Linked DNA regions of Mus musculus: region 1 is linked to region 2. Evidence: chromatin loops called from intact Hi-C (ENCODE). Cell type or tissue: left cerebral cortex. All regions are shown on one strand. Each heading gives the region's core, and the rest is flanking DNA. Links, peaks and the distances in the headings are about the cores only.

The links. A loop is a pair of places that touch in the nucleus more often than their neighbours do. Peaks named below come from ENCODE experiments on the same cell type or tissue, not always from the same donor. Only the 100,000 strongest peaks of a DNase experiment are listed, where the experiment ranks them.
Region 1: it touches region 2 in a loop (3-fold over the local background); 6 of 42 quality-filtered maps call a loop at or near these places.

The regions. Positions count from the first base shown.
Region 1 is chr15:74,989,760-75,000,539 of GRCm38, reverse strand. It overlaps Ly6a (lymphocyte antigen 6 complex, locus A), which reads left to right and starts at 2,509. Exons shown (of 4, transcript NM_001271419.1): 1 at 2,509-2,661; 2 at 2,923-3,005; 3 at 3,972-4,088; 4 at 5,061-5,663. The coding sequence starts at 2,936. The coding sequence ends at 5,278. The region is part of intron 1 of Gm28068 (a long non-coding RNA gene); the gene reads right to left. It overlaps Gm41348 (a long non-coding RNA gene), which reads left to right and starts at 6,093. Exons shown (of 2, transcript XR_875429.2): 1 at 6,093-6,798; 2 at 7,512-8,542. In left cerebral cortex, for the core only: a CTCF peak has its summit at 7,608; DNase peaks (open chromatin) are centred at 7,604 and 8,424; H3K4me3 peaks cover 711 bases.
Region 2 is chr15:74,918,107-74,928,886 of GRCm38, reverse strand. It overlaps Gm39556 (a long non-coding RNA gene), which reads right to left and starts at 2,403. Exons shown (of 5, transcript XR_003951655.1): 1 at 1,862-2,403. It also overlaps the pseudogene Gm6610. In left cerebral cortex, for the core only: CTCF peaks have their summits at 5,247 (motif pointing left) and 9,234 (motif pointing right); DNase peaks (open chromatin) are centred at 5,920, 7,443, 7,518, 9,142 and 2 more places; H3K4me3 peaks cover 665 bases; H3K27ac peaks cover 5,665 bases.

The DNA of each region.
Region 1 (10,780 bases), core at 1,063-9,062, 72 kb before region 2:
TGGGGGGGGGGGGGTAGAGGCCATGTGGAGAGAGAGGGAAAAGAGAATGGGGAGAAAAGGAACAGGGAGGAAGAAAGGAAAAAAGCAAAAGAAGACAGTGAGGAGGGCCCAAGCAGCCCATTTTACAGTGAGTCAGGCATCCCGGGATGTTGCTAGATAACTACAGGGCAGAGCCTAGAAGAAATGCTAATACTGCCTATACCCCTGGACAGCTCTCCTAGAGCACTGCAGGAGTGGGGATGTTCAGGACCCAAATCAGGCTTGGGCCTACTCAACTCCACAGAGACAAAAGCCAAGTCACGATAAAGCCAGTTAGGTTTCTGTTTCCCCACCAGAGAACTCTCTGCTTAAAAATCATGTGACTGGCAGTCTGATAACCTACCTGATACACTTGGAAGACCCCTGACCCAATGTGGCCCTTTCTAAATTACCCTTTTCCTCCCTGCCCCTGATTCAAGCTATATAATCTAGCCCCTTTATTTCAATAAAGGAGGTAACCTCCAACACAGTCTTTTGAATCATTTATGCCTACCATCCCTGCAACACCCTGCTCCCAGCTGCTCTGCATCCCAAGACCACAGCGCATGGGGGAGGGGCAAGTGGCATTGGGAGGAAGTACACTTAGTTAAAATGAAACCTGTGCTTTATGACTCTTGGTAGTGAGGAAAAAATATGTGACCCTGGCTAGTTAACACAGGTCATTCATTCTCTGAATAGGGGCATGGGCTTGGCTAAGGTTTGACCTATTGAGTGTGAGAATAGTCAGGCTTCAAGGTGAACTGGAAGGCAGGAGAGAGGGCTGGGTGTGTTTTTGTCTTGCATGAAGACTTCTCTGCAGAGGGCCTGGCTTCTCTAGCACAAGCCTGGCAACATCTGGTACCTCTAACTCTAAGATTACTCAAGTACACTGTAGCCCTCTCCCAGAAGAGTTAATGTGAGTGGTCTGTCAGTAGAATGGGCAGGAGTCCACCACTAAGGGAAGCTAGCTCCCCAACAATGGGGCTGGGTGGAAACTGGAGGACTCATGAGAATTCCTAGTTTAAGACTTTTAGAGAAACAGTGCACGGCACTGTGGTTATATGGCCTTTCCCTCCAAAGAGAAGGTGATGGCCCCGTTGTCATCCTGGAGTAGGGATAATGTTGGCCCAGGAGCCCTGGCAATAAATAGAGTCAGAAGAGCAAAACAGCAATAGGTCTGTGATAATGGGCAGAACTCTCTATACTCAGAAGGGAGGACTGTCACCTGGGGTTCCAGCCATGACTCCCTCCTGTTCTCCGCCAAGCACAAGTGGTCTCAGAAGATACTAGAATATAGAGGATACAGAGGATTTACTGAAAGAGGGACTCCGTGTACTGCTTTTATGATGGGGTGAGATTTGGTGGTGACTAAGCTGCTCAGAATTTATGCATATTCCTGTAAGTGACCTCACCCATCCTCTGGGGGAAAAAAAGCCTCATAACCTCATTGGGTGGTGACATTGGCAGGGTTTATCACTTGGATCTTTCCTTGCCGCTTTTTCTTTGTTTGCAGAGGCTTGCTGTCTCCTGCTCTTTCTTTCACATACACTTCTTCATGCATGAGCCAATACCGAGCACAGCATGTGACAGAATTAGAGAGACAACATTTCTTGCTTGCTCTCTTCCTCTTACCACTGTGCTGGGTTATGCGGTGTTGGAGGCAAACTGTTTGCTTATATGATATATTATAGGGTAAGAAGGAAGGGGTTTTTAGTGGTGCTCGGGCAGAGGCCATGGAGTGTAAGCAGCCTTCCCTGCTTAAGTGGGGTGCGCTCAGCTTCACTGATGCTGTGGTCCATTTTGGGACTCAGTTGTCCTGTGAGCACAGCTGTTCATTTGCTGTGGTATCATCTCAGGATGATTTCCAGCTCAGGTCTCTACCTCTGTCCAGCACACACAGCCCCATACATCCCCAAACACATCAGACACTGCTTGGTAACTTCCATCCCAGTTGCCAGTTAGTTCTTGCCTCAGGACTCTCACTTTGTGGATGCAAGAGCCTACTGGGGGCTTGCTCACCAGAGCCAGTCTTTAAGTATTTGTAAATTGTTTTCCTGCTTATAGGAAGGAGGGCCATTGGCTCTGAGCCACTGCAAACCATACCTTCTATTTAGACACAGAAAAAAGCCAGGTAGTGGAGGCAGAAGTATCAGCGGCTGTTGTGCACCCCTTTGATAGCTGTGTGTTGGAGCCAGCCTGTTCTACTGAGCAAGTCCTAGGACAGCCAAAGCTACACAGAGAAACTTTGTCTCAAAAAAAAAAAAAAAAGTCAAAAAAAAACCCAAAATAAACAAACAAAAAACACGAAGCTAAACAAAACAAAAACTAGTAAAGGGCTGAGCAACTTGACTTCTTCCCTTGCTTTCTAATTGGCAAGCACAAGTCAACTGTGGCCTCTGGCCCTCGGCCCTCTCAGTTCTCCTGCACCATGGTTCCTCCCCAACTGCTATAAATCTGGCTTGATCAGGTCACAAACAAATCTTGCTACCTCTTAACCAATAAACATGATGGCCTGGAAAAGGTTAAGTACTGAAACCCCTCCCTCTTCAGGATGCCAGCTGGGAGGAGCTGAAGGAAATTAAAGTACTTCAGTCCACATCTGACAGAACTTGCCACTGTGCCTGCAACCTTGTCTGAGAGGAAGTAAGGACTGGTGTGAGGAGGGAGCTGCTAGGTGACAAAGGGAAGAGCCCTCAGGATAGGGCTGGGGTTGGGAGTGTGGGATTAGGAAGGAAGAGCTGGGTGGGTGGTGGGTGAGAGAAGTAGGCAGACATGTATTCCTCAGGGAAAGCTGTGTGGAGGGTTGGAGGGAGGGAAGATCGGATGCCTGAGCTCTGTGAGAGCCCAGGGATGTGATTGGGGGTCTATTAATTGGCTCCAACTTCCAAGGTTTTATCTGTGCAGCCCTTCTCTGAGGATGGACACTTCTCACACTACAAAGTCCTGTTTGCTGATTCTTCTTGTGGCCCTACTGTGTGCAGAAAGAGGTGAGGTAGAAAATGAGAGAGGGGCAGAAGGATACAATGGAGATGGAAAAGGGCCTCAGGGTTGTGGGTACACCTACACTTCCATTGTGTGCCCAGTACCCGAGATGTGCTGGGGTCATGGGATTGGGAATGGGCTTGTGGTGGGTGAAGCCTTCTGTGGTGGGGTGCTTTACTGGGTCTGTAAACCTGTCAGAACCTGCCTTGCAACCATCACCACATACCAAAAGGACACGTGGAGCTCAGTATCTCTGCCACAGAACCTGGCCACCAGAGCAGCCTGTCCTTAGACTCTACCCTTCTGCACTGGCCTCCCAATCAGGACACTGGCCTGTGTGCACACAAACTGGAAGAGCCTTCTTTTTCTCCCCAGATGCCAAGTCAATGGATTTGGAATCCTTATTGCCTGGACTTTGACTTTTCCTTATGTCCCAGCCCATGCCACATGAGACCCAAATGCTATGCCTTCTGTACTCTAAGAAATTCTGAGCTCTAAGATACGCCTATACTTGTAGTTACATGTGTATTGCAGGAAGCCTCATGGTGAGCCTCAGCTTTAAGCTGACTCTGGGAAGTTCTGTGCTTTGTCATGCTCCAATACCCAGGGGCCAGCTCTGCAGGTGTAGGGTAGGACAGGTCAGAAGAGCCCTCTCTATTTGGTGGCCCCAGCATCTACTTACACACCCACTCACTGCTTCAGCGGACATTTGGTATCTATATCTTCCCAATATGGTGGCTGTCTCTTTAATATCTCTTGGGGTGCACATGTCTCCTGTGGGGCTGTGTAGCTGAGACAGCAGTACCAGGCATCTTTAAACAACAGTGGTTCTTGGTTCACTCTTGACTGAACAGTAATGTCCTTGCTCTGACCTAGCAGCCAGCAGCTGTGTGCAAGTAAAGACATTGGAGAGGAGGGGTCTGGGCTAGGAATTGCATGTACTAGCCCTCATGTATTGGCTTGTCTCTCAGCTCAGGGACTGGAGTGTTACCAGTGCTATGGAGTCCCATTTGAGACTTCTTGCCCATCAATTACCTGCCCCTACCCTGATGGAGTCTGTGTTACTCAGGAGGCAGCAGTTATTGTGGGTAAGTTCTTTGTGGCCTATATAAAGATGGCTGAGGGTGGCTTTGGAGAAAATGTCGAGTCTGGGCACTTGTTGTGGACCATGGTTCCCCTCCCCCCAAGTAGAGCTTTCCTTGTGTTGGAGGAGAACTCTTGCAAAGTGGGGGCTGTTGGGGTCCAGGGATGTGCTGGGATGTGATCATCAAGCAGGGCTGCCCATTGGCATTCACAGTGTTTATCATCCCATTTTGTTGCCAGTGTAGTCACGTGATGATCCTGCCTATACTTTAGGTCTATGGTCTCACTGGCTCACTGACAGACTAGGAGAGCTGGAAGCATCTAGTGAGTCTTTGCATATAATGAAGGAATCTGGAATGACTTAGGAATGTTGATAAAAAGAGATATTAGTACATATCAGATCCTCCAAAGTTTCTTTGGTTTCTAGGCATATCCTCAGATATACAAGGCAGGAGCAGCCCCACCCTGCTATCCAGTTTCCCTTCCCTGAGCATATCCTGCCTGTGTCCTGTCTCCTAGGAAATAATTGCCTGGAGAACTGAAAGAGTCTGAGATGCTGGTTGCCCTTTCTGCTGTGCCACTGGGCGATCTTACACTGGGCTGTGTCTTTGTGGTGTGTGCATGTGTGTGTGTCCATAAATGTGGGTACACATGTATGAACATATGTGATGTAATGTATACAAAGGTCAGAGGACATCCTTAACTACTGATCCTCAGGCATTGCTTGCTGTTTTATGCAAATGAGCCTTGGATCTCCAGAAACTGGAATTAGGAATGGTTGTGTGTCTCAGAACCAAACCCTGGGCTTCTGTAAGAGCAACAAGTACTGTTAACTGCTGAGTCATGTCTCCAACTCGTTTACTGAGACAAGATCTTTCACCAGGACCTAGGATTTGCCAACTATGCTGGGTGGGCCAGAGTTTGGGAAGCTCTGTTGTCCCTGCATAAGAAGTGAGTCACTCCCTGATTTCTTGCAGATTCTCAAACAAGGAAAGTAAAGAACAATCTTTGCTTACCCATCTGCCCTCCTAATATTGAAAGTATGGAGATCCTGGGTACTAAGGTCAACGTGAAGACTTCCTGTTGCCAGGAAGACCTCTGCAATGTAGCAGTTCCCAATGGAGGCAGCACCTGGACCATGGCAGGGGTGCTTCTGTTCAGCCTGAGCTCAGTCCTCCTGCAGACCTTGCTCTGATGGTCCTCCCAATGACCTCCACCCTTGTCCTTTTATCCTCATGTGCAACAATTCTTCCTGGAGCCCTCTAGTGATGAATTATGAGTTATAGAAGCTCCAAGGTGGGAGTAGTGTGTGAAATACCATGTTTTGCCTTTATAGCCCCTGCTGGGTAGGTAGGTGCTCTAATCCTCTCTAGGGCTTTCAAGTCTGTACTTCCTAGAATGTCATTTTGTTGTGGATTGCTGCTCATGACCCTGGAGGCACACAGCCAGCACAGTGAAGAGGCAGAATTCCAAGGTATTATGCTATCACCATCCACACATAAGTATCTGGGGTCCTGCAATGTTCCCACATGTATCCTGAATGTCCCCCTGTTGAGTCCAATAAACCCTTTGTTCTCCCAGCCAAGTTCTCCATTTTTCTTTTGCTACACTGAGTCTGCCAAGTCCTGCCTGCCAGTTCACATCTCTGCCCTTTCAGCCACCCACATTACCTCTCCCATGTTAGCCAGCTCAGAGTGGTGGACTGTGGGTCAATGGACTATGCACAGACGGTCTGGTCTCCAGTTGAGTTGAGAAGTAGAACCCCACATAATGTCCCAAGCTGCTTGCCTTCAGGCTAGACTCCTCCCCAGTTACCTAGCAACAACAAGATAACAGCCCACTATAAAAGGGGCTGCTTGGCCCCTCCTTGTCTCTTAAGCTTTTACTTTCCTTACTCTCCCTCTTACTCTAGCCTTTCTTCTCTCTCTCCTTTTCCCCCTCTCTTTCTACCTCTCCTCTCTCTCTCTTTCCCCCCTGCCTTTCTACAATCAAGCTCTAAAACCATAGACTGTCTTCTGTTCATCAAGGCCCACTGTGCTTGGACGATGGTATAGGCTTTCTCCTAATGAGCAGTGCCTAATCTCCCATCAGAAGACCTTACTGTGCTCCAGCCACAAACCAGACTTAAGACTCTCGCCTGCATGGGACCTCTCTCCCTCTGCCCTCCCTCCTGTATCTCTGGGGCCAAGAGTGTTGCCATGAGGCTCCTATTATGGGGGCTGCCCCTGTCCACCCCCCAACCCCCGCCGTGTGGGGTCAGTGACTTCAGAGCCAAGTCTAAAGCTTCAGGCAGTCATCCCGCGTCCACCTGCCCAGAGCACAGGAACTCTGGCTGGACATGGGCTCTCTCCCTCCCACCTCTTCCCCTACACCCACAGCCCAACAGTGTACCTCTTGGTTTGGGTGGGCTTCCGAAAGGGCTGATACTGGGGAAAGAGAGAGGGACATAAAGAGCACTGTTTCATCTGCAGAAGCAAAGGCTCTTGCTGAACCCACAGTTTGTGTTGTGGCTGGTTTAGACTTCTGTTCTCTGCCTGGTGAGCAATGGTTGCACTGTGCCTTCTTTATGTAACCATCTCCCTTCACACCCCCATTGGTGGATAGGAATCCAGGGCCTCATGCGTGTGAAGAAGCATCATCAAGCCACATCAGCACAGTGCACTTCCAAGGAGCACTTGCTTGTGGTGGGGAAGCCCAGGAGATGAGCAATCAATGGTGGGTAGGGGCTGCCCTGTCAGATTCTTTTAGTCCAGAGGTGGAAACCATTTCCTGTGAGGGGCTTTTGGCTTACCTCTCCTGGAATGCCAGGACTCCATATAGTTCATGTAGATCACAACCTGGTGATCTTTTTCTGTCTGATGAGCCAGGCTTGGCCTGCATCTTCAAGTATTTATGTTTTACTTTTCCCAGGCCATTAAACCTTAATCATTGCCTCTAGCTTATAAAATTCATCCTTGTGTGAGATATCATTTGTATTTTCCAACAGCCTAAGTGAGTATCTAATCTTTGGGCCAGGCCAACCCTTACACCTCAATCCACTCTCTTCCTAGATCTTTATCTTGAGCATTGTTTCTAAATCAACAAGAAACCATCTTATGGATGAAGCTAAGATCTAAGTTGAAGTAAAGATATTCAATGTAAACATGTCTTAAGCTTTGTTGTACTCACAGGGCTGAGTTGATCATTAGCTGAATACTTCTTCCAAATGTGTGCTGTGCTTAATTAAATATGGATAAAATAGAGTGATCTGGGTCAGACTTTAGAAGTCTTAGCCCAGCACTGGTACTAAAATTAGGCTCATCGTAGTTTTATTCATACCTCATCCTTATCATTATTTCCCCTACCTATTCTAAAGTCTATGGAAACACATGCACACAAAGAGCGGGAGGAGATGCTTAATTTTCAGTCTTTGTACTTGTTTGTTTCAGATAATGCCCTTCTAAGGAAACCACATACAACCAGCCCAAATCACCTGTCTTCAGTCATCCAGATCATAACCTTGATGGTTGTCATCTACATTCGGCCTCTAGGGGCGCTCCCCTCTGCATTGAGACTGGGCCTCCTTCTGCCCTGACACAGAGCTCAGCTTCCAAAGTCTAAGTCTCTCCCTTATCCTCCAGCTTTGATTATAAAGATGATCTTTGGGACTCTCATTTTCTCTTTTCCTGGCATACATAAGCAGTTTCTATGGTGCAAACCCACCGTATTCAGTTACAAAACTACAGTTGTTACAAAGCAGGAAAACACCAAGGACTTAGATGTGGTGATGGTGTCTTACACCAGAATCCAAGCAATAACAGAGACCCCGGACTTAGGAAAAAAGCCTTAAGCGGCTGTGGTTGTGCTGACCTGCAGTCCCAGCGCTGGGGACAGGCGAGCAGGAAGAACATGAGTGTGAGCCCAGCCTGGGCTGGGGAAGTGGCTCCTGAGGAAGAGCACTTACTGTTCAAACAGGAGGACGCATGGCCATAATCCCTGTGCCCAGGTAGCCTAGCGCATTAGTAATGGCCTTAAGTAATGGCAATCCAGATGTTTACCAGGAAATGGAGGTGGGGACTTCAAAGGAAAGTTGCAGCAAAGGAGCCTCACCTTGCACTGAATCATCTCCAAAGCTGGTAATAGAACAGAACGGCTGAGACTGTGCAGTGGTTACAATGTTGCAGGTTCAGGGTTATTGTAATTTATTTTAGGATTTATTTACCACCCTTAATGGCCATTCCTTGGCTACTTCTCTTCTGATGTAACATCCTGTGACTAACAGAATCTTTAGGACTGCATTTTAACACCCTAGCTTCCTCCTACCAGAAGCCCGTGAGTCATCAGATGCCACCTGGAGCCTATAGCAGAGGTGTCCTGAATTCGCTGTAACCCCTTTACCTGACGTTTTCACTAGTGTGCTTGAAAAGTACCTCAATTGAGGACTTCCTTTGTTGTTACTATAAAAACTTCATCTTATTGATACCTGGAACTTGGGGTTGTTTGGTTTTAGACACTGGGTACTATGGACTGAGGTGCATATTTTACATGACAAAGCAGATCTGGCCTCTAGGTTCTCCTAGCATCCCTCACTCCTTACCTGGCATACCCTGTCCCCCAACCCAGAACTTTCCAGTCTAGAGGCTAGGCTGCCCTTCCCCAGAGGCTCTTCCCTATATATATATATATGTATATATATATATACATATATATATATATATAATCCCTACATTTTGGCCTCTCCTTCAGCCCCCCTTTATCTCTCTCCTCTCTCTTTCTCTCTCTCTTTCTCTCTCTTTTTCTCTCGTCTTGCTCTCCACTTATTTTGAATTTTCTTGCTCTCTCTCTCTCTCTCTCTCTCTCTCTCTCTCTCCTTCCCCTCAGAAACTTCTCTTGCCTTGGTCCTTGGGGCCAGTGAACCTGCCTGAGAGAACCTTTCCAATAAACATGCATGTACATATTTCAAAATCTGGCTTGAATGGGCCTATTTCACTGGCAGAGAAATAACTTATCAGATTTAACCGAAGGCTTTCCTCCGGATCACCCTCATTTATATTTGGCTTCAGGATGAACTCTCTTTTATCCCCTTTGAGGTGAGAGCTGAATTTTTGTGTGAACAGGTTCAAAATTTTCATAGTCTTCAAGGCCACTGTAACAGAAATTATTGGAAGCTCACCAGAGATGGCCACTCACACATTCACACTGAGTGTTAAGCCAATTGAAAGTCTTTATTCCAGACATCTGGGACAACACCCAAGTGTCGGGTATCTAGCTGTGGCACTGAGTGTCTAGAAAATGGAGTTTTTAAAGGGTGAAACTACATCCTGGCATCTCAGGCACAGGGAGCTTTGAAAAAGTAAAGAGTTTGAAGCAAGAGATTTTATCAAATACAGAAGTGGATGCTCACAGTCAGCTATTGGATGGAACACAGGGCCCCCAATGGAGGAGCTAGAGAAAATACCCAAGGAGTTGAAGGGATCTGCAACCCTATAGGTTAAACAACAATATAAACTAACCAGTACCCCCAGAGTTCGTGTCTCTAGCTGCATATATAGCAGAAGATGGCCTGGTCGGCCATCATTGGGAAGAGAGGCCCTTTGGTCTTGCAAACTTTATATGCCCCAGTACAGAGGAACACCAGGGCCAGGAGTTGGGAGTCAGTGGGTAGGGGAGTAGGGCAGGGGGGAGGTACATGGAACTTTCGGGATAGCATTTGAAATGTAAATAAAGAAAATATCTAATGAGAGAGAGAGAGAGAGAGAGAGAGAGAGAGAGAGAGAGATTTTATCAGAAGCTACCAAGATCCATTAGTCAGTGGGGAGGTGGGGTTGGGGGGGAGAGGGAGTGGGGAGGGGTGTTTCACACAAACCAGCTGTTTTACTAAAGCCTAAGGTAAGTTAGCTAGGACATGCTGACCTTTGATTTCTAGAATTAAATCAAGGTAGCTTTCAATGGATTCTCCATGAAGGAGATCAGATTCTAGTTAAATCTGAAAATGGCCTTACCGAGGGCACAAGATGGAGGGACCTCAGCACTGTCTTGCCTGATCACACAGGTGGATAGAGATACAGAGCAAGGGTTTTCAGAACTAAAATGGACTGGCATTTGTAAAGCTCTACCTCACATAAATAACAAGATAAAGAGTATATGAAAATGGCCATGAGGCTGTGAAGGGAAGGATCTAGTGCTTGTGACTGGCCAGGACCCAGCACCAAGCACCAACACATTATTCACATAAAAGGCTCCTGCGAAGATGCTTCCCCATGGCTGCTGAACCTCAGACTGATACACACTGTCAGGTAACTTGCGGAGAAGATCACTATCACAATTTGGAGCTAAATTTGAAACAAGCTTGATTTTTCTTGGGTGCATATGAGAACTGGGTAGTGACTGTTATGTTTTATAAAAAGAAAGAAACCCAGGCAGATGTTTGATAGAGCTCTGTATGGTTGCGGGGGGGAGGGGGGAGAGGTGCCTCTGCAAGCCCATGCTGAGGCACCCCTTCCCCTGAGGTACCAACCACAGGACCGTATAGTACAGAATAAAGTTTATTTAGGGCATGGGGAGGGGGATTGGGAGAGTAGAGACATAGAAAGGCAGAGAGAAACAGAAGGGGTAGGGGGAAAGAGAGGAGTGTAGGCCAGCTGTGAGCACATAGAGAGAGAGAGGGGGGAGAGGAATGGGGAAAGAAGGGACAGTGAGGAAGAGAGGAAGAGAGCAA
Region 2 (10,780 bases), core at 1,815-9,814:
CAGAGTGAGTTCCAGGACAGCCAGGGCTACACAGAGAAAACCTATCTCAGAAAAACAAAACAAAACAAAACAAAACAAAAACAAAAAAATCCCAAAACAACAAAAAAAGAGCTTCCTCTCATTTTATATAGCTACCTCCGGGCTTTTGCACAGGCTGTTCCCAATCTTTGTGCTGAAGTGACTTACAGTGTGTTTCCTCACCTCCCTTATGTCCTTCCTGTCCCTAGGTGAGCCTCCTGGGACCATAGGAACACCTGGCACCTTACTGTACCAGTATGAGTTTCTTGTCTCACCTCATATTAGATTTTAGCCTCCAGTGGGCACAAATCTCTGGTGTGTACTTTAAATGCAACTGATGCAGTCTTGATAGGATTCATTTTCTCTGCCTATTTAGTCCTGATGAGACTTGATGTGCTAGGGCTGGTTGTTACCCGGGGGAAGGGGGAATGAGGATGTGTGTGTGTGTGGGGGGGGGATAGGAGAAGAGGAGGGAGGGGGGCTTCTATTGGAATATAAAGTGAATTAATTAATTTATTAATTTAAAAAATAACAAAAAGGCAGGAAAATCTCAAGTAACAGGTAGCAATGGAGAAATTTCCAACACGACAGAGCAGACAGAATCAGTAGATAAAGGAAGGTGTTTCCTGAAGGCGAGGAGACATGGACACTTATCAGACACATAGAGAATGACCCTCTGCTTGGGTATCGGAAACAATCCAGTCTCTTCCCAAGGGCTGAAGTTTTTAGCATCTCTAAAGACTTCCCACCCGACTCCCAGTTCAGAATTGGTTGGTTTCAAGGAAGGATGCTTGACTGACCCACAACTGCTCTGTAACTTCCGGATCTGGCCTGGGACTTGTCAGTCCTTCAGCAAGGGGTCTGCCTTGAGAGACAAAAGCCTGCAAGATCTGTGCTTTAAGCTGTTTGGCTTTTGTCAGCTCAGGTCCAGAGGATGAGGGAGAAGCCTGTCATCTTGGAAGGTCACTACCTTGATTCCCTAGTCATATCCCCTTCTCCATCTGTCTGCCTACCAGCAAATTGTGGCAGTGGCCGGGCAGTGGCGGCGCGCATCCCTTTTCTCCCAACACTTGGGAGGCAGAAGCAGGCGGATTTCTGAGTTCGAGGCCAGCCTGGTCTACAGAGTGAGTTCCAGGACAACCAGAGCTGTACAGAGAAATCCAGTCTTGAAAAACCAAACCAAACCAAACAAAAAACAACAAAAAACCAAACCAAACCATGGCAATGGGGGTGGGGTTGGGGTGGAATGTTGTGGTGAGAAAGAACCTCATAACACAATGTCATAGTCATAGGAAGAAGGTTCTGTTGCTTCCCAATTATTTCCTAAGTCAAGTCTCAGAGATCCCAGCCCTCTTTCCTGTCCTACCTGTGCCATCTCCTCACCGGCTGTTTTGGGAATGATTGGGACTGTGTGAGGTAGGGCTTGGCCTCCTGTCCATGGTGCTAGCTTGGAGACAGATTCTCAATGCCTCCAAAGCAGAGGGCAAGGTGCTGGCTGGGGCCCTCTGCCCACTTGTGCCTCCCTCTTCAGCTGTTCCCTCTGCCCGGGGCTGAGCCAACCTTGAATGAGCATCCAGGAAGTTGCTATTCTTTACTAAGAGGAATGCAGGTGTGTGGTCATGGTGAAATTCCAGTAGCCTTACTTCCAGAATGTTCTCCTGGGTCCACCAGGGTACTAACTTCCTTTAAGATACCCTTAGATTCCCTGCTGAGTCAGTATGTCAAGGCCTGCTTCCCTCAACCCTCCCCACCTGATCACCCTGACTAGTCTCCGTATCTTACGGGGCCATATCCTAGCCCTCCAAAATCCCCACTCCCATCTGGCCTGAGTTCTCTGGCCTACCTTCACTGAGAATGTAGCTAGGGTGGTTTAGCCAGAATCCCTCGAATTGTCCCTGGAATGTTCTATTTGATACGTTGGGACTGTGGTTGGCTGCGAGTAAGGGAACTTGAAGTGCGGATGAGGCATCTGCTTCGGGGAACCTTACGCAAGAACTTGAACAAGAGCCAGGGAGGGAGTGATCTTGTAGGCCAATGAAGCAGAAGGCGCAGAAGCTTCATTCTGAGGACATTGTAGACAGCACCTCCTGCTCTGCACTGAGTCCTGTACCTCTGCACCACCACTGCAGCAGCAGAAGCTTCTCCTCAGCATGAGAGAGTCAGTCACCAGAACGTACTGAGATGGGGGAACTGAGGCACGCGCGCGCACATGCACGCGTATGCGCATGCGCACACGCACCAGTGTGTGTGTGCTGGGGCAGGCAGCAGACCTCACACTTCATGTCTCTCTATGGTCAAGTCTGCGGCCCCTCCACCCAACAGATGTAAAGATTGTCGATACCAAAGATGAGAGGCGAAAACTATCGACTCAAATCATCATGGCCCTATTAATTAAAGCAAGCCTTTTTTTATTCGTGCAATGTTTAGCCCAAGTCTGTGAGGAGAAGGAGCCAATCCATGATCGTCCCACTGAAGCATGCTTATTTTAGAGGCGCCCCCTCCCCCAGGACTGACCTCAGCTGTCTTACCCTAAGTCCGGCTTTTAGGAACAGCTCCACACTGGCTTTATGATGTCTCTTTTATGGGAAGAGCCAGAAGGTTAATTAAAAAAAAAATCTGTAAGTATCTTTACAGGGGTAAGATAATTGGTAGTTAGGGAAAAAAAATACCTCGACAGGTAAGATAGAAGAAGGAACATTTGCCATGTGGGAAGGGACCCATACTTTATGGGGTGGTCATGGCTATAGATCAAAGTATCCGGAAGACATAGTTTGCAAGAGAGAGGGCACATACGTCATGGGGTCATGAGTTTAGTGCAGGTGGAAAAACATGTTTTGTAGGGCTTAGGTTTAGGAAACAGAAACTTCTTCTTCTTCTTCTTTTTTTTTTTTTTTTTTTTTTTTTTTAGTGTTTCATTTACTTATTTATTTTGAAGTTTTTAATAAAAGTACATTTTATTCTGTGTGGGGCACATGCCATGGTACATACATGGAGGCTGAACTCAGGTTGTCAGGTCTGGCTGCGGATGCTTTATCATCAAGATGCCTTTCTGGCCCTTCTTAGTATTGTTTTGTTTTGCTCTTCCGATTATGAGGGTACAGGGCGTGGGGGGGGGCGCGTAAGTTTCTGCAGAGGCCAGAAAGCGCCAGGCCATCCTGATAGAGCTGAGGTACAGGTTGCTTGCCATGAGTACTGAGAACCAAACTCAGGCCCTCTGCAATATCAGTGTGCACTCAATTACCATCTCTCTAGCCTTGTTCTTACTGGTTTGCATAGGAAACACCAAAGGCAAACAACAGGATAAACTCATGGGAGGACTCGGTCTGGTACCCTTGTCCCCATGACCTTGACCGGGGTCAGGAGAAAAGGATGGCACGTGAGAGTGCACTGGGAGCCGAGGCACAGACTGAAGCCAGCCTGGGCTGTATACAATAACACTTGTCTCAAAATAAATGCAAGAAAAAAAAAATAAAACAAAAGCAAAAAAGGTGTGGTAGCTCAGGGGGAGTTACTGCAAGAGGACATCTTTTCTATGCTGACCCCTGCCCCGTGCTGTGGTCCTGGAAGGCTCACTGACTGCTCTTCTTGAAGAAGTACTGGAACGGGAAGAGAGCATTTAGAAACCTCAAGAAGCCTCTGGCTCCTGGCTCTTTCAGGGGTGGTGGACTGCTGTGTTGCAGTGGAGGGACAACCAAGCCTTGTAGGCCATGCCCCAACATAGCACCCTGTTCCTTGACAGCAATGGCATTAGAAGCTGGGGGATCCTGGTATTCCTGCTGGGCTTCTTCGTCCCTGCTCCTCTTGCTCTCCTTCAGAGGCTTCTTATTGCTGGAAGCTTCACTAGAAGTCTCCATCTTGGCCCCGTGTGACCCTGGCCTGCTAGGGGAGCTGGGCTCCTCCACGAGTTTCCGTTTCCACTTCATCATTGTGGCTTCTTCTGCTTCCTTCCCAGCTAGGACCAGCTCAAGAGGAATATCATCTGCTGGTTTCCTGAAGGCAGGTCTTCAGCAAACCATTTCATCTCTATATACAAAGTAAAAACAAACGGGTCAGGGGGTCAGGATGATTTCTTCATGTTTAGACTTCAGGTGGGAAACCCTCTCCCACTTGCTTTTATAGGGAAATACAATGAAGTGTTCTGTAACAAAGGGCTGCAGGCTGTCCATGTTTGCCAAGACTGCACGGATAGAACCCTCCAGCTCCTGGATGATAACTCCCTTATCCTCTATTTCTTCTCCTCTTACACAGTGTGTTTGAGAATTGGTACAAGGTTGCTCGCCCCCTCCCCCCAAAGTCTTCTCTGTAAAACTTGCAAGATCTTATATTTCTGATACTGTTGCCATATCTGATTTTGAACTTATACACATTGGGTCCTGCATGAAGGAACCTTGTCTCTGGAAATGGGTAGGTGAATGGTTTTAATGTATTGTTTTTGACGGTAGCCTCAGCCTTGAAGCGCTCAGGCGCTGATGGCCACACTTGTTGCTCACACACAGACTAAGGTTCCTCCAGCACCTCAGAAAAGTGGCCACACTTGACTTCCTGCTCAGAAATCTTTTTTTTTTTTCCAGAGAGGACGCCAAAGTCAAAAGACTGCAGGCCAGGGACTCAGGTTCTCGTCGGCCTCCTCTGAACTCGGCCTTTAGCCTGATCTGCACAAGCAAAGCCTTGGAACCTCCCCGAAACTTATTCTTAACTAAAGTAGAAACTATTCTTGAGGGCTATGGGGATTTCACAGCAGTTTGGCTCCTTTTCTGGTTTCCTAAAGACGCAGAGAAGAAAGGGGCCAGAACTCTGCCAAGAGTCTCCACGCCCTTTGTACAGATTGTGTGGCCTCTGGCCTCCTAGTAGAGCCCAGTCTCCTCAATAAAGTCTTCATGATATCAGAACTCATGGGAGATAGGGTCTCTGGATTCTCCAGCTATGGTGGGAGTACCTCCCCCCATCCCATTAGGTGGTGTCTGGTTTTTATCTGTCCTCTGCCCTCGGATGACCTCTGCATCCTTGGGATTCTTGGCTCAGCTCCCAGGGAGCTTTATCTCATATGCCTCCTCCTGTCTTCTTCCTTCTGGCTGCTTTCCCCCCACCCCACTTCTAGAGGCTCTTCTACAGACCTCCTTCTCCCAGCTCCCTTTTGTACCCCACTTGCCTTCCTGAGCCCTCTGAGCCCTCCTCCTCCCTGCTTCCCCAACCCAGGATCCTATGCGCCCTCTAGTGGCAGCAGCGTTCATTACTGCCCTACTTCCCTGGCCATAAGGAAATCACAGCCCAGAGACAGGAGAGCTATATTAGGGAACTCACTCTGCTAAGGGAACTGGCTGGCTTTGTCCCCTCTAAGCGAGCTATTTTATCTCAAAGGGCTCTCAGCTGTCCGTCCATAGGACCCCTGGCTGGCCTAGCAGATGGCCTCATCTTCTGTTGTGGAGTTCCTTTTTCCAGGCAAATCTTCAAAGTCTGTAAGATGTCTTCATATTGGTATGGAAGAGGAGTCCCCTGGGGACAGGCGCTGGTGCTGGGATCCCGGAGAGCTGACCTTGTGCTCTGCCTGCTGCGTGGTACCCAGCTAGGCTGAGCTCCTTCAGCAGGACAGGATGGCAGCGACTGAGTAACCCACCAGCATAAAAACTAGCCATTGGCTTCTGGGAGACCAAAAGGCGAATTGTGCATCCCGCAAAGCCACCAGGATTAACTAGGTTAGATGTGGATACCTACATGCCCTCAGCAGCCTCCCGTGGGAGTGAGTAATTTCCCAGTAGGAGAATGCTCCTACTAACCTGGTCTTGAAGTCGAGAAACACACGGGGCTGCTGCCAGCCACAGTGTTGGTAGCTGAGCTTGGGTAAGTGTTGGATCTTTTTTGACCTGGTTGTATTTCTCCACTTGTTGTAAGGCTGCCAACAGGCCAGATTTTAGTACATTAGTTGCTTTGGACCAAGGCTTGGTCTCTACTTCTTCCAGAAAGTGGGAAGCCACATGGCAGTTCCCAGGCTGTTTGGAGAGCAAGAGATTGGGTCCCAGCTGGAGCTGTCTGAGGCTGTGATTCTCAAAGCCCAGTTAAGCTACTGGTAATAGCTTTTACCTCAGGATTTGCTTGGTGCCCTCGAAGACACAGTGCAAGGGGCCGTTTACCACTTTCTGGACACTACTCAAGCTGATGCCCAGAGAGAGCCACACACAGACCAGTTGCTGCAGGCCAGGCTGTGACGGTCCTTAGCTGGAGGCCTGCATTCTGTCTTCTCTGCAGGGAGGCCCTGTGTCCTCAGGCTGGCTTTCCTTAGTACGTGTGTGACCCCACAGGGAGCATAGCTGAAGTCACAGCATTCCTAGTAGCCTTGGCTTTGAAGTCTCTGGAGGTCACTCTGCCACATGACCTCTGTGGGCTCTGGACTGATTCTTCTAATGGGAGTACTATTTAATGGGAACTACCTCTCACATTTTATTGCATAAAGCATGTGACTTCTTGCCTAATGGGTGTGTAGAAGTTAAGAAAAATGTCACGAATTAATTCATGTTCAGCTCGCTTGTTACTGAACCATGTACCACAATAAAGGATACATTTTAAACCTTTATTGGTAATAAAGGCAATAACTATTTTGCCAACACCGGCCACTTGTCATGGTGTCTTCTGCGCAAGTGAAAACAATTTACCTTTAAAAGGCATATACTTGCCGGGCAGTGGTGGCTCACGACTTTAATGCCAGCACTTGGGAGGCAGAGGCAGGAGGATTTCTGAGTTCGAGGCCAGCCTGGTCTACAAAATGAGAAGGACAGCCAAGGCTACACAGAGAAACCCTGTCTTGAAAAAACAAAAACAAAACAAAACAAAGGCATATACTTACAACACATCTCTAAGTTCTGGAAGGCAGAGGCAAGGGAATCTCTGTGAGTCTGAAGCCAGCCTGGTCTATACAGCAAGTTCCAGGCTAGACTGAGCAGTAAGTAGCGAGTGGGTAAACAACAAGAACAAAACCAAGCAAAACAAAACTAAACCAAGCCCAGGAAAGGCCCCAGAGCTGTTTACTAGACTCTTGGAACCAGGAAGACATGTTTGGCAATTGGGTATAAGGTAAATATAAGAAACACAGAGAAACAAACCCTCCACATAGTAGGGACGGATGATAAAATATTCCCTAGGACTATGATTAGTAGATGCCAGGGTTGTGAGTCACACTGCATGGCTCTTGCCTTCTCTCAGCCTAGGGCCACAGGAGAAAGAAGGGTGGAACTCAGGATATTGCAGTCAGAGCTTCTTGAAGTTGCTCCCAGTGGGGCAGAAGGCACAGCTGATGGGATATTCAGTGGATGTGGGGGTGCAGAAGGGGTGGGGAATAGCAAGCCACTGTGGAAGGAAACAGGAAAACTCCAACTCTGCCAAGTTATTGTGCTGTTTCTACTGTCTCCCCAACCCCCACACCTCCACTGTGGTCACGGTTCATCACGTACGAAGCTCGGTGTCTATCCCAACATTGGCTAGGAGGACAGCTCTGCGGGCTTAACTCTGTTCTTTCACCTTTCGGTGGGTTACTGGAATGGCATCGACATCTTCAGGCTTGCTAGGCAAGTGCCTTCATCTGCTGAGTCATCCCAGAGGTCCAGCTCCAACTATCTGGATAGCACAATTATCCAGTAAATGGTTCCTCAGATCCACAAATGAATACCCACATGGAAACTCTTCTCCCAAACAGATTTTAGGGTGCCTGATGGTTGTCAACTAGATTAGGTCAGGAAATACCTGGCAGGTTAGTAAAACTCAAGGTGAGGCGTTTGTAAACAGTTAGATCCTGAGGGTTCTGATTTAATCAATGGGAGATGGTAGGAGGTAGAAGACTGAATGAAGGCAATGAGCCCCTGGGGTTTGTGCCCCTGAGCCCTCTATCTCTGGCTTCCTCCTGAATCTATCTTCTCACTGATTTCTTCCTATGCTCCCTCTGTGGTAGGTGCCGTTAGAGACAGAGCCTAGGCCTTGACTCCCACACCACTAAAACGACAAGTAATAATGAGAAGTGAAAGATTTATTTTGCATAACCGCAACAGGAAGAGAAACAAATTACTGGTTCAATTTCTGCCCAGACTTCCATTAATGGCAGACAATGATGGGGAAGCTGAAGTGAAGTGTGTCTTTTGTGGTACCCAGACTAGGAAAACCCCAGAGACCACCTGGAACCATAACTCCCATGCAAGCACATGTAAGTCTTTATTCAAGCTTGAACTTGGGCCACACACCTTCCTGATGTAACGGGATAGGAGAATGGGCCCCGAGGTGTAGGTGAAGGGGGTTTATACAGGGAAAAGCTGCAGGCAGGGGTTTCTAAGCCTTGTCGTTATATGAGAGGGTAAAGGAATGTTGGTCTTGAAGCTAATTGTTTTACAGCACCCTGGTTATACCACAAGGAGCGACCACACTTCCAAAAGGAGCATCTTGACCTAGGAAAGACTTATGCTTCCTTCCTTCCTTCCTTCCTTCCTTCCTTCCTTCCTTCCTTTCTTTCTTGTTTGTTTGTTGTTTTGTTTTGTTTTTTTTTTTCAAGACAGGGTTTCTCTGTGTAGCCCTGGCTGTCCTGTAACTCACTCTGTAGACCAGGCTGGCCTCGAACTCAGAAATCCGTCTGCTTCCCAAGTGCTGGGATTAAAGGCATATGCCATCACTGCCCAGCTGATTTATGTTTTCTTAGTCCACTCTCTTGTTATCAGCTCGCTGCAGCTGCTGTGTCTATTTTGCAACTGCCAGGGACATTTCATGCTTTTTCTCAGACCTCACAGGGTAGTGGCCATGCCTCTCTAAGGGCAAATTAACTTAGAATGGAGTCTTCAACAAAATGGAGCTTATTCTGCTACCTCAGTCCCTTCACTTTCCCTTCCCCAAGCTGCTTTTCGTCATGGTGCTTTCTCACAGGGAAAGTAACCCTAACTAAGGCAGCAGGGATAGGGCCCCATCACTTGCAACATGGGCTCTACCGGGTGTGATTGGAACCCGTGGGCCCCTCCCTGCAGGCCGTGCTCAGCCAGCAAGGGCACCTCCAGCCGCTTTGTTGGCTTTCTCTCTTTCTTGGCCTCATCACATTTTTAGAACAGGGATTTGTCTGTGAAGTCACCACTCTATCCCATGCAGACCAACAGGATTCCCCTCCTGCTGGGGGAGACCAGAATGCACACGCCCGTTCCTGTGGGAGTGTCCTGTGTGCACACTCAGACTTTGGTGGGAAGGGAAAGTTTTCAAGGGTGAGACCTCACCAGTAGAGGGCAGAGGAACCAAGGGAACTATGGGTATTATCTTGCCTGCAGCATTTTTAAAATGTCATTTGAATTAGAAAGTAAGAGGGAATCTTTTTTTTAATTAGATATTTTCTTTGTTTACATTTCAAATGTTATCCCCTTTCCTAGTTTCCCCTCAGAAAATCCCCTATCCCCTCCCCCCTGCTCCCCAGCCCACCCACTCCCATTCCTGGTCCTAGCATTCCCCTATACTGGGGCATAGAGCCTTCACAGGACCAAGGGCCAGTAAGAGGGAATCTTGAGGCTGTTATTTTGGGCAAAAAGCTGTCAAGAGAAGTAGCTCCCTTCTCCCCACCCCAGTCTTCTCCTCTCTTCTGAGGTGTTGTGTCTATAGTCAGATACTAGAACACGCTAGGCAAGTGCTCAGCCACTGGGCTACAGCTAAAAATGTTCCATTTTTATCTTTATGTGTATGGGTGTTTTGCCTGCATGTATGGCTTGTGCACCACATACATGCTGTATCCAACACCGGTCAGAGGAAAGCGTTGGATCTCCTGGAACAGGAGGGTTGTGAGCCGTCATGTGGGTGCCGGGAATCAGAGTCAGGTCCTCTGGAAGAGCGTCCAGAGCTCTTTGACTGCTGATCCACTCTTTTAGCCCCATAAGGCCCTTAAAAGCACTCAAAACTCATGATAACAATAACAAAGGGAAACTTTGTGTAAGAAGTTGGGGGGTGTTGCAGGAGTCTGGCCTGCCATACACAGGATCTCAGTCAAGCTCTGGCTAGAGGTAGGAAATGGAGGAAGGGTTTCCCCTCAGCCCAGGGGCTGTTGATCAAAACCTCCATTCCCCAGAGCAGCACAGTCCTAACGGGTTGAAGTGCTGGTAGCAAGTAAGTGCTGAGCACTCCACTCAGCTCCGAGAACACTACGGAGAAGGAGGCAGAAAGAAAACGAGAAGTGGCAGTGTTGTAGAATATGCCTCCACTCTGTACCACCAAAACCACTTAAAAAAAAAAAAAAACCCAAGACCTCTCAGAGGACTGGGTTTCAGTTTTGGAATCCCCTGGCTGCTTGGTAGGTACTTTCCCTGTGCCTGTTGCTGTCTACTGTGTCTGGGATCCACGAGCCCTGCCCGACCCCCCATCTTTAAACTTTTTAATTGGCAGATAAAATGGACCTGAAATTCCTAAAGGGTGTAACACCGAGCTTACTTTGTTTTACTCAGCCTTGGATCTCTTCCCGGTGAAGCACGAAACTGGGCAGCAGGCTTGGTATACCAGTATCCTGTTGTGATTATTGTAGGATTGTTGAAGTCTGAGGCAAGGGAAGGTGTCCGGGATGTTTCCAAGAATTCTGTCCGTGATCTTGCTGCATGGCCCCCAGTGGGGGAGGGTGTGCCTTCAGCAGGTCTATCCATGCCTGAGGACCACGCTGTCCACATTCAGGTATTGTGTAAGGAGCAAGACACACAGCCCCGTCCAGTTCTGTGGGGAACTGTAGTATCTGGGACAATCTGGACTGGTTCCCACAGTGGGTCTGCCTAGCTTT